Linked DNA regions of Homo sapiens: all the other regions are linked to region 1. Evidence: chromatin contacts called from ENCODE Hi-C or POLR2A ChIA-PET data. All regions are on one chromosome and are shown on one strand. The core of a region is the stretch at or near the end of the contact, and the rest is flanking DNA. Distances in the headings are between cores, read along the strand shown.

Evidence for each region. A loop is a pair of places that touch in the nucleus more often than their neighbours do. ChIA-PET counts read pairs that join two places held with the same protein, here RNA polymerase II (POLR2A). Pooled maps may share reads with other maps.
Region 2: a pooled map shows a loop between it and region 1 (6-fold over the local background). The contact joins the promoter of MYBL2 here to the promoter of ZHX3 in region 1. A Hi-C loop is called at or near these places in 4 of 50 pooled maps. POLR2A ChIA-PET finds 5 or more read pairs at or near these places in 3 of 52 experiments (OCI-LY7, RWPE1 and WTC11).
Region 3: a map with no recorded cell type shows a loop between it and region 1 (14-fold over the local background). The contact joins the promoter of OSER1 here to the promoter of ZHX3 in region 1. A Hi-C loop is called at or near these places in 2 of 37 single-sample maps with no recorded cell type and 6 of 50 pooled maps.

What each region holds. Positions count from the first base shown.
Region 1 is chr20:41,316,380-41,320,562 of GRCh38, forward strand. It overlaps ZHX3 (zinc fingers and homeoboxes 3), which reads right to left and starts at 1,352. Exons shown (of 4, transcript NM_001384317.1): 1 at 1,130-1,352. RefSeq lists silencers at 872-1,161, 1,172-1,621 and an enhancer at 1,732-1,781.
Region 2 is chr20:43,664,003-43,668,363 of GRCh38, forward strand. It overlaps MYBL2 (MYB proto-oncogene like 2), which reads left to right and starts at 3,112. Exons shown (of 14, transcript NM_002466.4): 1 at 3,112-3,301. The coding sequence starts at 3,282. RefSeq lists silencers at 2,907-3,201, 2,938-3,317 and enhancers at 2,907-3,201, 3,968-4,017.
Region 3 is chr20:44,208,759-44,213,180 of GRCh38, forward strand. OSER1 (oxidative stress responsive serine rich 1) reads right to left here and starts at 2,013. Exons shown (of 4, transcript NM_016470.8): 1 at 1,938-2,013. OSER1-DT (OSER1 divergent transcript) reads left to right here and starts at 2,202. Exons shown (of 3, transcript NR_038339.2): 1 at 2,202-2,319. RefSeq lists an enhancer at 1,423-2,042 and silencers at 1,702-1,771, 1,967-2,415.

The DNA.
Region 1 (4,183 bases), core at 102-2,601:
TCCGTGGTTCAGAATTATCCGGCAAAATACCAATTGTTTTAGGATGCATTTTCTCTTAGTTTTGAAATATTGCAATACTAAGTTACCACAAATAAAGAGCATTGAGATAACAACACACAAGAACGTGTATAAATGGAAACTACTGTAATCCTTTTTTAAATTAAGGACGTGTGGACGCCTCATGAATAAACATTTAGGATATCTGGATAAATATATACTATGTGTTCACATAGATAAAAACAGAAAGGAGCATTCCTTCCTACCTCACTCCCCCACCCCAAGTCACATAAGTTTCTCGCAGGGCACAAGCCCAGGGCAATCACTGCTCAGAAATGTAAACCATGCAACTCAAAATGACTCAAGCCCTCAAACACTCCCCACCTAAGTCCTACATCCCATCCACTCCTCAATCACTTCCAACAGGCTTCCCTGAATGAAAATCCCAAACTGGGAAGGCTTAACAAGCTCCAAACTCCACTCACACGCCACTCAGGGAATCCGAGGACCTGGGGCCCACGTGTAGTGTTTTCGCGTGGGCAGACAAGGGTCCCAAGATTCAGGGTGCTACTGTACCCCGAGTGGTTCGAGTCCTGGCTCTGCCGCCTTCACTGGTCGAGCTGACGCTCTTTACACCGGGGGCATGGGCTGCCACATCCCAGCAGAGTGCAAGGGCCCTCGGGCGTGGACGCAGGCGGCTCTCGGGTGCACACGCGGAACGCACACTCGGGCATGCACTCTCACACGGTCAGGCGGGCCTGCGCGAACGCCCCCGCTTCCCCTCTACCACCCCCTTTTGCGCCTTCTACGATGGTGGCACGCGGGGCTACCCTGACCCCTAGGACCCCTGGACGCCCGCTCCTGGAGCCCGGGGGGTGATGACAGATGGCGGAGGGCGGGGCTCCGGGGGGAAGGGGCGGAGCCTCTCAGCATGGGGGTGCTGGCGGCTGACAGAAAGACCAGGGGCAGCCGGCGGGAGGGGGCTGACTGAGACTGCGGGCCGGCCGCGGGCCAGGCGTGGCGGGAAGGAGCTCGCGCAGACACAGGGTCTGACAGGCAGAGAGAGATACAGACACCGGGGACTGACAGCCGCGGGGGCACGCGGGGCCGGCTGGCCGTGGCGGGCGCTCACCTGGCAGCGGCGGCGGTGGCGGCGCCCGCGACCGGGCCGCTCTTCCCGCGCTGCGGGCCTCCCTCCCCGCGGCCGGGCGGGCGGCCGGCGCAGGCCCCGCAGAGGCGGCGGCGGCGGCGACGCCGGAGCCGCGGACTGCTGAGCGGCGGGGACGCAGCTGCACCAACCGACTCCGGGCCGCTCGGCTGGGCTCGGCCGCTCTCGGAGGCGCTCGGCTCTGCTCGGCCTTGCACGGCTCCCCTCGGCCTTGCTCGACTCGGCTGGGGGCGTGGCCCAGGCCCCCCAGTCCGCCCAGGTCGCCTCTGGCGGCCGCGGGGCGGGGCTTTCGAGCGGGTGCGAGCCCCCTGACGTCGCGGGGAGCGGACCTTGCCCCCGGCGCATGCGCCAGCACTCCTCCTCCCCCCTCCTCCCCGCCCCACCGTGTGGAGGCTGAAGAAGACGGGGAAGGAGGCGCTGGGGGCGGATGCTGCGGTCCCAGAGGTTCCTGGCTTTTGTACTCCATATCCTGCTCTTTCCAGAGGACCACTTAAAGAAGGTCACACCAGGTTACACTTTCAAAAGGATGTGTGTGTAGGCTGGCAGGGGCTCTCGCTCCTGTCTGCCCCCACTCCTCCAATTCCAGTGTTTCCCAACAAGCGTCGACTAGGAGTGGTCTTTTATCCAACCAAGGGTTCACTGCAATTTTTAATATTTTCTGTTTTCTTAAGAATAATAACAAAAAAACTAACTCTTGATCACTGTTTTAACATTGAGTCTTCAAGTACTTGAACTTTCAAACATCAGTCAGCCTCCTCGAGTCCACTAATACCGTCCTTTCTTCATAGCTGTTGTATAACCTGTAATGCCTGGGATGGGGTTGGGTTCTTTCCTGAATTCTCGTCACATGATCCAGGCACCTTTTTAGTTATGGAACCAAGTCTGCAGCAAATATGCTCAGAAAGTGGCTCCCACCTTTAGAATCCAGTGATTAGTAAACAGCAGGAGCTCTACGGTCTTGACACACCTGGATGGGAATCCCAGATCTGCATTAATCTAGCAGGTTAATAATTGTCTGAGTGACTTTGGACGTGTTAATCTCTCAACTGTAAAAGGGCAATGAAACATGAGTAAATCAGTAGAAATATTAAAAGGGTTAAATGACACCACATATAAAGATTTCTGCACAGTGCTTGGTGTTCAATAAGTAAGGCTGCCTTTAACTTCAAGTAACTTTAGAACCTTCAGATCCTGAAAACCAGGGAGCATATACACAAGTGTGAGCGATGTGTCCAAGTAAACAAGTCGATAGTCAAACACCCATACGTGGCACCTTAGCTTGCTCCTTTCACAACCTTCCCTACCTCAGTTCATGTCAACTCCATTCTTCTGATGACTCCAGACAAACCATTGGAGTCATCCTGGACTCCACTCTCCCTATCATATCCCACATGCAACCCATTAGAAAAGCCTGTCAGCTCTACCTTTAAAATACCCCTTTTCCTCTTTCCTGGAATATTGTAGTAGCCTCCTGCCTGTTCTCCACGATTCCACTGTGCTCTCATGGTGCCTTCTCTCAACACAGAAGCCAGAGGGATCCTGTTGAAACCTAAGCTCAAAAGCCCCCAGAAGGTTTCCCATCTCAGAGTAAAAGCCAAAAAAAAAAAAATATGGGGGCAGTGGGGTGGAGAGTGGGACACAGTCTCACTCTGTCTCCCAGGTTAGAGTGCAGTGGCCCCATCACAGCTCACTGCAGCCTCAACCTCCCAAACTCAAGCAATCCTCCCACCTCAGCCTCCCAGGTAGCTAGGACTACAGGTGCACGCCACCATGCCCACCTATTTTTTTCATTTCCAAAATGTGGTTTTTTTCCCAAAGGCTTCCAAGATCCTATGTGTCTGCCCTTCGTCCACTTATACTCTCCACCTCTCTAACTGCACCTCCTTCCACTCGGCCTCCTCATTGCATGCCAGGCACACTAGCCTCCTTCTTGCTCCTGGAATATGGAGGCTCACTTCTACTTCAGAACCTCTGTACTTGGTGTTGCTTCCTCCAGATATCAGAAAGGCGTGTGCTTTCCAAGTTTCTACTCAAAAGTCACCTCCCCAGACTTTCCCAGACCACTCTACTAAAGTATCAAGTCCCAACTCCAATCACTATCCTCTAAGCCTGCTTTACTTTTCTGCCTAGCCCTTCTAACCTGAATATCATCTATAATATCTCTGAAGGTGGGAACTTTGTTTTTCCCATCTTCAACATCTAGAACATGGGTCGACATGTTCAGGTACTCAATAAGTATTTCTGGGATGAATGAGAATGTATATAGGTTATACTGCTCCAATACAACTTCATTTATTCAACAAACTTTTCTGAGCATCTATTTTGATCCAGGCACAGTGGGATCCTGAGAAAAATGAGGTATTCTCCCGACCTTTGAGGAACAGTATTTCAGAGGAAACAGTCATGTAAAAAAAATACTTCTGGCCGGGCACAGTGGCTCACGCCTGTAATCCCAGCACTTTGGGAGGCTTAGGTGGATGAATCATCTGAGGTCAGGAGTTCGAGACCAGCCTGACCAACATGGTGAAACCCCATCTCTACTCAAAATACAAAAATTAGCCAGGCATAGTGAGGCGCACCTGTAATCCCAGCTACTTGGGAGGCTGAGGCAGGAGAATCACTTGAACCCGGGAAGCACAGGTTGCAGTGAGCGAGTTTGCAGCATTACACTCCAGCCTGGGCAACAAGAGCGAAACTCTGTCTCAAAAACAAACAAACAAAAAACTTCTGGGAGAAAATATGTAACAAAGATGGATGTGCCAACTGCTTTGGGAAGCACAGAGAATAGCATAATTAACAATATACAGGAGAGTGTGGGTAGGCTTCCCAGAAAAGGTGACTTTGGGGCCACATCTAAAGAGTTGTTGAGACAGAGATTCCAGGCAGAAGAAACAGCCATTTAATACCAGTGTTGGGGGGTATGTCACAAATGATATTTACACACAGAGGCATATTACTTTCCTTTAAAAAAAATTAAGCAGATTTCAGGTAATCCCTATAATAATGTCATTTGCACTC
Region 2 (4,361 bases), core at 1,862-4,361, 2.3 Mb after region 1:
GATTCTCCTGCCTCAGCCTCCTGAGTAGCTGGAGTTACAGGTGCATGCCGCCACGCCCGGCTAATATTTTATATTTTTAGTAGAGATGGGGTTTCACCATGTTGGCCAAGCTGGTCTCAAACTCCTGACCTTAGGTGACTCACTCGCCTCAGCTTCCCAAACTGCTGGGATTACAGGCATGAGCCACTGTGCCCGGCCAATATAGCTCTCATTATGTGCCAGGAACTGTTTTTGGTGCTTTACACATATTAATTTATTTAATCCTATAATTACCTACAAAGTATAGTGATTAAGAGCATAGACTCTAGAACTAGACAGGCCAGGTTTGAATCCCTGCTCTGCCATTTACTAGCACTGTGACCTTGGGGAAGTCTGTGCCTCAGTTTTCCCATCTGCTAAAAGAGGATAATCCCAGTATCTACCTCATAGAGTTGTTACAAGGATTAAATGAGTTACAATTTATAAACAGAATGCTGGCTGGAAATATTAGCTGGGCATGGCGGCGTGCTCCTGTAACCCCAGTTACTTGGGAGGCTGATAGTTTAAAAACTATCTAAAATTTTGATAAATCCCATTTTTCCAGGTGAGAAAACTGAGGCACAGAAGAGTTAGGTAATTGGCTGGGCATGATGGCTCATGCCTGTAATCCCAGCACTTTGGGAGTCTGAGTCGGGTAGATCACCTGAGGTCAGAAGTTCAAGACCAGCCTGGCCAACATGATGAAAACCCATCTCTACAAAAATACAAAAAATAGCCAGGCATGCTGGCGCATTCCTGTAGTCCTAGCTACTCGAGAGGCTGAGGTGGGAGAATCATTTGAATCCGGGAAGTGGGGGTTGCAGTGAGCCAAGATCACACCACTGCACTCCAGTCTGGGCAATAAAGCAAGACTTGGTCTAAAAAAAAAAAAAAAGTTAAGTAATTTGCCTAAGATACCGCAACTGAATGGTGGAGCTGGGACTCAAACCCCAGGAAGTTTGGCTGTGGAGGCTGTGCTTTCAATGAAGTGGGCATGTCCACATTAATTACTTTATAAGGGGAGTGGGCGGGAGAAACCCTGAATTAAGTGATGTGGAAGCTTCTAGCACTTAAGATGTGAGTTAGTCTTCCTTCTGTGGTAAGTGAAGTTTGCAGCAGCTGGTGGCTGGACTGTCCCCAGGTGGCCAGCAGCTTCTGGAAGGGGGCTCTGAGGCCTGAACAGGGGCTAAAAGGCTGGGGTTTGATTTGGTTTCTTCAGCGTCCTGTCTCAGAGCTCATTTATCTTCCTCTCAGCACTGCTCCCAGGAAGTCCAGTGTGACTTGATCCTTGGTACTTGGTAAATGTCAATCTAATATAGAAAACCTTTGCTAAATCTCAAGGAAAGACAGTCTCACTGTCTGTCGCCCAGGCTGGAGTGCAGTGGCGGGATGACAAGGGCTTGAGCCCCTCGAACTCCTGGGCTCAAGCAATCCTCCTGCCTCTGCTTCCCAAGTAGCTGGGATTACAGGCATTCACCACCACAGCCAGGTAATTTCTTAATTTTTTGTAAAGACAGGGTCTCACTCTGATCCCCAGGCTGGTCTCAAACTTTTGGACTGAATCAGTTCTCCCACCTCGGCCTCCCAAACTGCTAGGATTACTGGCATGAGCCACTAAATCTGGGCTAATCTCTGGGAGTTTAAACCCAAGGTAAACAATTCAATGCAACAAACCTTTGCCTGGGGCTTCTTATGTCAGGTCTTCTACTGGGCCCTGGAGATACTGGTGTGCATTGAGAGGCCACCTGGACCTCAGGATGCTCCCAGTTCAAAGGGGGAAATGCAGAAGTCTACAGGCAGATTGTGGGCAGTGGACCCCAAATTAAATAGGAATCAGCCACGTGGGAGGGGCAGGAAGTGTTCCTGCCCTGGGTAATGGCTCAGGCAAAGGCAAAGAGGCCGTTTCTTTTGGCCAGGGCTGGGTGGTGGTCTGGAAGATCAGATAAATGTGATTGTGGAGTAAGGAATTTACCCTGAGGGAGAGGAGGATGGTTTTAAATTCTGGAAAGAGCTCACGCCTGCAATCCCAGCACTTTGGGAGGACAAAGCGGCAGGATCTCTTGAGCCCAGGAGTTTCTAGACCAGTCTAGGCAACAGCAACATAGCAAGACACCCCCTTCTCTTAAAAAAAAAAAAAAAAGCGCAGTGGCTCACTCCTGTAATTCCAGCACTTTGGGAGGCCGAGGCGGGCGGATCACGAGGTCAGGAGACCTATACCATCCTGGCCAACATGGTGAAACCTCGTCTCTACTAAAATACTAAAAAAAAAAAAAAAAAAAAAAAAAAATTGCCGGGCGTGGTGGTGTGCGCCTGTAGTTCCAGCTACTTGGGAGGCTGAGGCGGGGGAGTCGCTTGAACCCGGGAGGTGGAGGTTGCAGTGAGTCAAGATCGCGCCACTGCACTCCAGCCTGGCGACAAAGCGAGACACCGTCTCAAAAAAAAAAAAAAAAAAAATCAGCCGGGTGTAGTGGCGAGTGCCTGGTCTTAGCTACCCGTGAGTTGAGGTAGGAGGATCGCTTGAGCCTAGGAGGTGGAGGTTGCAGTGAGCTATGATCGCGAAACTGCACTCCAGCCTGGGCGACAGAGCAAGACCCTGCCTCTAAGAAAAATGAACAACAAAAAATAAAGTCTATTAAGGAGGGTCTCTTGGAGGCAGGAGAGGAAGCAGGGAGAGGCACAGGTAGGGTGAGGAGCCGCTTTAGGGTGCGGCTCTAGGGACCCAGTAGTGGCTTGGACTAGCGTGGGGGATTCCGCCCTGGCGCTTTCCCTGGCTGGCTCTCCCATGCTCGCGCCTCGCTCCCCTTCCTCGGTCTTCGCTATGTGGGATACTCCTGGGCCGCCCCGGACTGACACGTGAGCCAGGCCTCGGTCACATCCCGGCCCGCTCCACAACTCCGAAGTAGCGGCCGCCGCCCCTGTCCTGCAGCCGGCCCTGGAGGGTCTGGGCAGGTGCCGCCCCGCAGGCCCCGCCCCGCCCCGCCCCCTGGCTCCGCCCCTCACTCAGGCCCCTCCCCCGGCGCCCGCGCGCCAGGACTGGGCGGCGCCGACGCGCTTGGCGGGAGATAGAAAAGTGCTTCAACCCGCGCCGGCGGCGACTGCAGTTCCTGCGAGCGAGGAGCGCGGGACCTGCTGACACGCTGACGCCTTCGAGCGCGGCCCGGGGCCCGGAGCGGCCGGAGCAGCCCGGGTCCTGACCCCGGCCCGGCTCCCGCTCCGGGCTCTGCCGGCGGGCGGGCGAGCGCGGCGCGGTCCGGGCCGGGGGGATGTCTCGGCGGACGCGCTGGTGAGACGAGCCGGGAGGGCTTGGGCCCCTCCCCCTCCCTTTAACTCACCCCTCCCCCACCCAGATACCCCCGACCCTCCCCAGGCTCCCACCAAGCTGGGGTGTGTGTGTGTGTTGGGGGTGGGGTGTTTCCGCGGAAATGCTGCGTCCTGGGCCCTCTGAGGCAGGGGCGCGCGTAAAGCTGGGGGGCTCTTGGGCGTCCCTCGCGGCTCCCCAGGCCTGTTGGGCCTCGGAGCTGGGACGGGCGGGTCTCTTGGGACCCGGGCCAAGCCGTGCATGATGTCATTTTGTCTCCCGCCTAATTGCGGGATGGGGGTGGGCCGGCCGGTGTCAGCTGGCAGGGCCTTCGCCGGCGAGGGAGGCGACCCCTGGGAGCGAGAGGGAGTCTTCAAGTCCCAGCCAGTGGGAGACCGAGCCTGGGAGGCACTTGTTGCAGCCTAGTTTTGGGTCAACTTGGTGGGTGGGCTTTGCTCCTTAACATTCCGGGGAGCACAGAGTCCCCCAAGCCCTCTCCCCTGGACTGAGAAGGGTGCTGAGTTGGGGGCTCTTTTGTCTCTCCCACCTGGGTTCCGCGCCCCAGCTTGGTTCGGTTTGAGACCTCTCTTCCTGTTCCCACGAGGAGTTTTGGGCAGCTGGGGTTGAAGGTGCGGGGGAGAGAGAGAGTCCCTGGGGCAAAGGCAGGAACTGCGGTCTCCATTTTACTTATTTCCCCAGAGACTTAAGTGGCAGAGCTGAGCCCGGAGCCAGGTCTGTGGCTCCAGATCCCTGTCTTACACCTGTGCGCCTGGGGCCTGAGCTCCAAGCTTTTCAGCCTGCCTGGGAGACAGGACAGTGGGGTCCTGACCTCTTCCCTGCCTGGATCGCTGCAGCTCAGATAACCTTCGTTCCCTCTTTTTTTTTTTTTTTTTTTTTTTTGAGAAGGAGTCTCGCTCTGATGCCCAGGCTGGAGTGCAGTGGCGCGATCTTGGCTCACTGCAACCTCCGCCTCCCAGGTTCAAGCGATTCTCCTGCCTCAGCTTCCCGAGTAGCTGGGACTTCAGGCACGTGTCACCACGTCGGG
Region 3 (4,422 bases), core at 763-3,262, 2.9 Mb after region 1:
TTCCTCAATTACCTTATGATCCGTTAGTCAATGTTCAGCTCTTACCGAGTTCATAAATCATCTGAGCCAATCTCCCCAACCCGCAGACCGCCCCCCAAGTCCTCTTTAGCCCTCTCTGGAAATCAGTCAGCATTTACGTACACATCACATTTAAGTATACACTGCTGAACCCTACAGGCAGAAATTCATTTCTTTCACAAATATTTACAGAATTCCTACCACGTGCATGGCACTAGAATGAATGCTAGGGATAGAAGCCCAAACTCCATTTCCGTAAGGACTAGAATCTCATTCCTGCCCTCCAAGAGCTTACAATGTAACACTGTGCTAAGAGGCTCTGAACCTACATATGTAACTTTTAATTATACCATGCTGACTTAATAGCATGGCAGGTGATCACCCTAGATGTTAATACAAACTTTACATTCCTGTTGACACACTAAAAGATCTATCATCTAAAAACCAAAACAGGCCAGAATTAAAATCTGGCTACAGACTAAAACTTCAGGAATGAAGTTCTGTCTAAACCATTTTCAGACTTCCAGCATTTTTTTACTACTCACTTTTTTTCTCAGTTATTTTAGCCAAGAGCAAATGAGCGTTAGGCATAACCTTAAGAGCTAGAGAAGAGCATGTTTGTAATTATAAAAGGCTCATTATGCTCCTCTGCATCCCCAGATCCCCATTCAAAGAAAGGGCTGTACAACTAACTCCGGACAACAGATATAATTGGCTTGCCTTTCTTCATTAATATTAAATTTGTGGGAGACAGTCTTGGCGTTTTCACTGCAGTGAACTCGTGAAGTTGAACAATCTCCAAAGAGATGAAACTTTAAAAAGCCTATTCGAAGTTAAAGTCAAATCACACCAGGCAATTTAACTTTGCCTCGGATTTTCCACAACCTTACAAAAATTACAAAGTTCTTCTAAGTTCCTCCATCAAAAGGCCAAATTCCTGGTTTTTTCTTTCAACAAAATGGATGCGTCACAATCTTATTTACATCTTGCCGTTTTAACCAAGACCTCCTTGAATCCCAAGCCTAGGTCTACACTTCCAGGCCCCTGAGAAGACCTAAGAACGATCAAGAAGGGATGCGCGGGTAAGCGTTGTCATCACAACATTAAAGATTTCGAAACTCCCAGACCACCAGAAAGCGTAGAGTATGGGGAAGAAAACCAAACCCAGCAACTCTAAGAGGCAAACTAGACCGGGAGGAAACAATCGGCCCCCAGGACAAAAAGCACATTCACACCTCTCCGTGCAACCCACTCATCCCTTTATACTCGCAGCGCTGCAGCCAAAGCACAAAGTTCTTTCTTTTCACCCAGAGTCTGTGCCTGTCGCGGTTAAACATGAACGGAGGAAAATTCCTAGTCAGAACCCAGAGGGGTAGGACGGGGCTTGGAGTGTGGGGACAACGCCAAGCAGGGAGCTGTCCAGGGGCACTGCCCGCCCGGGGTCTCCAGCTGTGAAGTTGCGCTCCTCGGGAGATTCCTGGGGTCAGAACGAGAGGCTGGAGTCGGAGCGAGGCACAAGGGATGCGGGAGAAGAAAGGAGTGGGGCCGAAGAGGTAGCCAAAGAGAATGGGGCTCCGAGGCGAGAGAGAAAGGACTGGAAGGGGCAAAGGGCGGCCAAGGAGGGCGAAAAGGGGAAGCTGCCGCTGGGCGGGAGACGGCGGAGGAGCGAGACGGGGCGGGGGACCGCGGGAGGACGGGAAGGCGGGAAGGGGAGAGAGCGTGGAGCTCGGAGCTCCAGCAGGCACAGGCCGCGGCAGATAAGGGGGCGCGGAGAGGCCCAGGCCCGGCCCAGGCAGGAGGCGTCGGGAGACGACGCGACCCAAGGCGGGCGGGCCCGGGGAAAACCGCCCGCGGCCAGACCGGCAGTGGAAGCTGAGACGCAGTGCTGCGGCCCCTCCCCGTCACGTCAGGGCACTTACCTCCTCGCAGCTGGGACGCTCCGGTGATGCGGGGCAGTCAGTTCAGAGCGTCTCTCCCAAATCTCGGCACCCGACTGACCCGGATCCAAACCAGCCAAGGGGGCGGCCCGCGCCTCGGGAGTCGCGTTGCGCCTGCGCACTCCGGCATGCACCCCTCCCCCTGCTTATGCTCCTCCCACCCCAGTGACTCGGCAGCGCGGCAGCCGACGACTGCGCAGACGCAGGGCGGCGGCCGCGCCTCTCCAACGCCCCGCACCCGCCCCCCTCAGAAGCACGTGCGCCTTACGTAATTTCCTGTTATTCTTCGGTTTGCCTCCTCCCAGTGGCGTGGATTTGCTCCCGACCCGCTTTTGGGGCGTGCCTGCTTCCTCCTCTCTGTTAGGTGAGTGAGTAGGCGTCATTCTTCACAGTAGTCCTCTGCCTCCACCGCCCCGGGATCTCCTTGCGCTCGGTCCTCTACGTGGAGTCACCTATGCAGAGGAATTCCACGGGGCGGGGGCGAGGACAGGGTGCGGGGGTCTTTATGGCAGACAATCCCCGGCTGAGCGCTTGGCCAGAGTTTCTGTGATGCTAGAATCTGGACTGCCTGCGACCTCTCCGGGACTCGGACACCAGCCCTCGCCTCCTGGTGATCTTTTAGGTCCTGCAGAGAAGTGAAGAGGTATTGGACGTGGCCAGGGTCAATAGTGTGAAGCCAGAATTAGAATTGAATTGAAATGCCTTCGGTTTTGATATCTCTGCTGTTTGTCTTGAGGCAACTGCTTTTCCTCCTTTGGGCCTCTCAGTTTTCCATCTAGTAAGTGAGGAAGTTGAACCTTATCGGTGAATCTCGTGTTTTCAGGCGTAGACTCCTTTGAGAATCTGGTGAGAACTGTAGATCCTCTTGCCAAAGAAATGCACCTACACACCAAATTTTGCAAAAAGATTTAGGCAGTTCACCAAAGGAGATGAATTTTAGGATTCTTTACATTTTTCTGATTCTGAATGTTGCTCAGATGGTAGGCGGGAAAAGGTGATCTGTGCAACAGCTGCCACCCGCTCCATCACCAGGACTGGTTCTGCTGATCTAGCTGTGCCTCTCCTCGCCTGCCAATCTCCAGCTCCACGTCTGCACTGCTCAAAGCTTCGTGAGAACAGATGATTTTGCGCAATTGAGTTGGATGGCGTTGATTGTGGCCCACCCCTAGAGTGAGGGTTTTTCCCTGAACCAAAACTGGCCCCATCCACCGTCATTCCCCAATACCTTAGTTGTAGTCAACTAGATAGGCTGCCGAAGATGGTTTAACTGTGTCCAGCTTAACTACAGCCAGGCTTTGGAATGCCTGGCCTATGTCTGTAAATGAAATCTAACAATTTATTGTATAACGTTGTTAAACATGAAGCATGATGTTGGCCCTGGATAAAACATTTTAAATTCTCGTCGTTCATACCAGAGGCTCAGTAACTGACCGGTTGAAAGAAAACTGTTCATTGTAACCTAATGATGCTAGTTAGATAGCATTAGATTATGTTAGAGATCAGATAACTTGTTCTAGCTGCCTTTGTCCTGTCTCACAGTGCTAGTAAGTCAGGATTTAAACTGCCCTTCTCAACATCTCTTGGACAAGAAAAAGCGGGAAATATGATGTATTTATTTTCTCAGACCTTGCCAAGTGAAATGTATCAAAACCAAACATGTCTTTTTAAGCTGCCACTTCAAAATATAACTTAAGATAAAATCTCATATATCCTTGAGAAGGCCTGGCACGGTAGCTCATGCCTATAATCCCAGCACTTTGGGAGGCCGAGGCGGGTGGATCACTTGAGGTCAGGAGTTTGAGACCAGCCTGGCCAACATGGCGAAACCCTTTCTCTACTAAAAATATGAAAAATTGGCTGGGCATGGTGGCGCATGCACCTATAATCCCAGCTACCCGGGAGGCTGAGGCAGGAGAATCTCTGAAGCCGGGAGGCGGAGGTTGCAGTGAGCCGAGATTGCGCCACTGCACTCCAGCCTGGGCCAACAGAGCAAAACTGTCTCAAAAAAAAAAAAAAAATCTCATATATCCTTGAGGGGAAAGAATTGTCTGGATCGTGATTGAATTCCCAGGGCTTAGCACACTTCCTGGGGATTAGTAGATGCTCAATACAGTTTTGGTGAATTCTCATTTTACCTGCTTTCCATCCCTAATTATATTAAATACCAAAAACTAAAAAGTTACAGTATTTCATTTTATGTAAGCACATCTCCATCATAAAGAGTTAGATGCTTTCCAAGAATGTGACTCATTACTCGGGGAGTACTTGGAAGGTGGGAACCTCTTGTGAATGCTGAAGCCTGTTAACTCACACACCTGACGTGGCCTGAAGTTTTAAGTCATTATACATAGGACTGGCTCACGGTGTGATACATCATGACTTGGAAAGAGATAGAAAAGCTACAAAATGGGATGGATCTGAGTGAACAAAAAGCCAGATCGGTGTCCTATACCAGCAATTCCAAGTC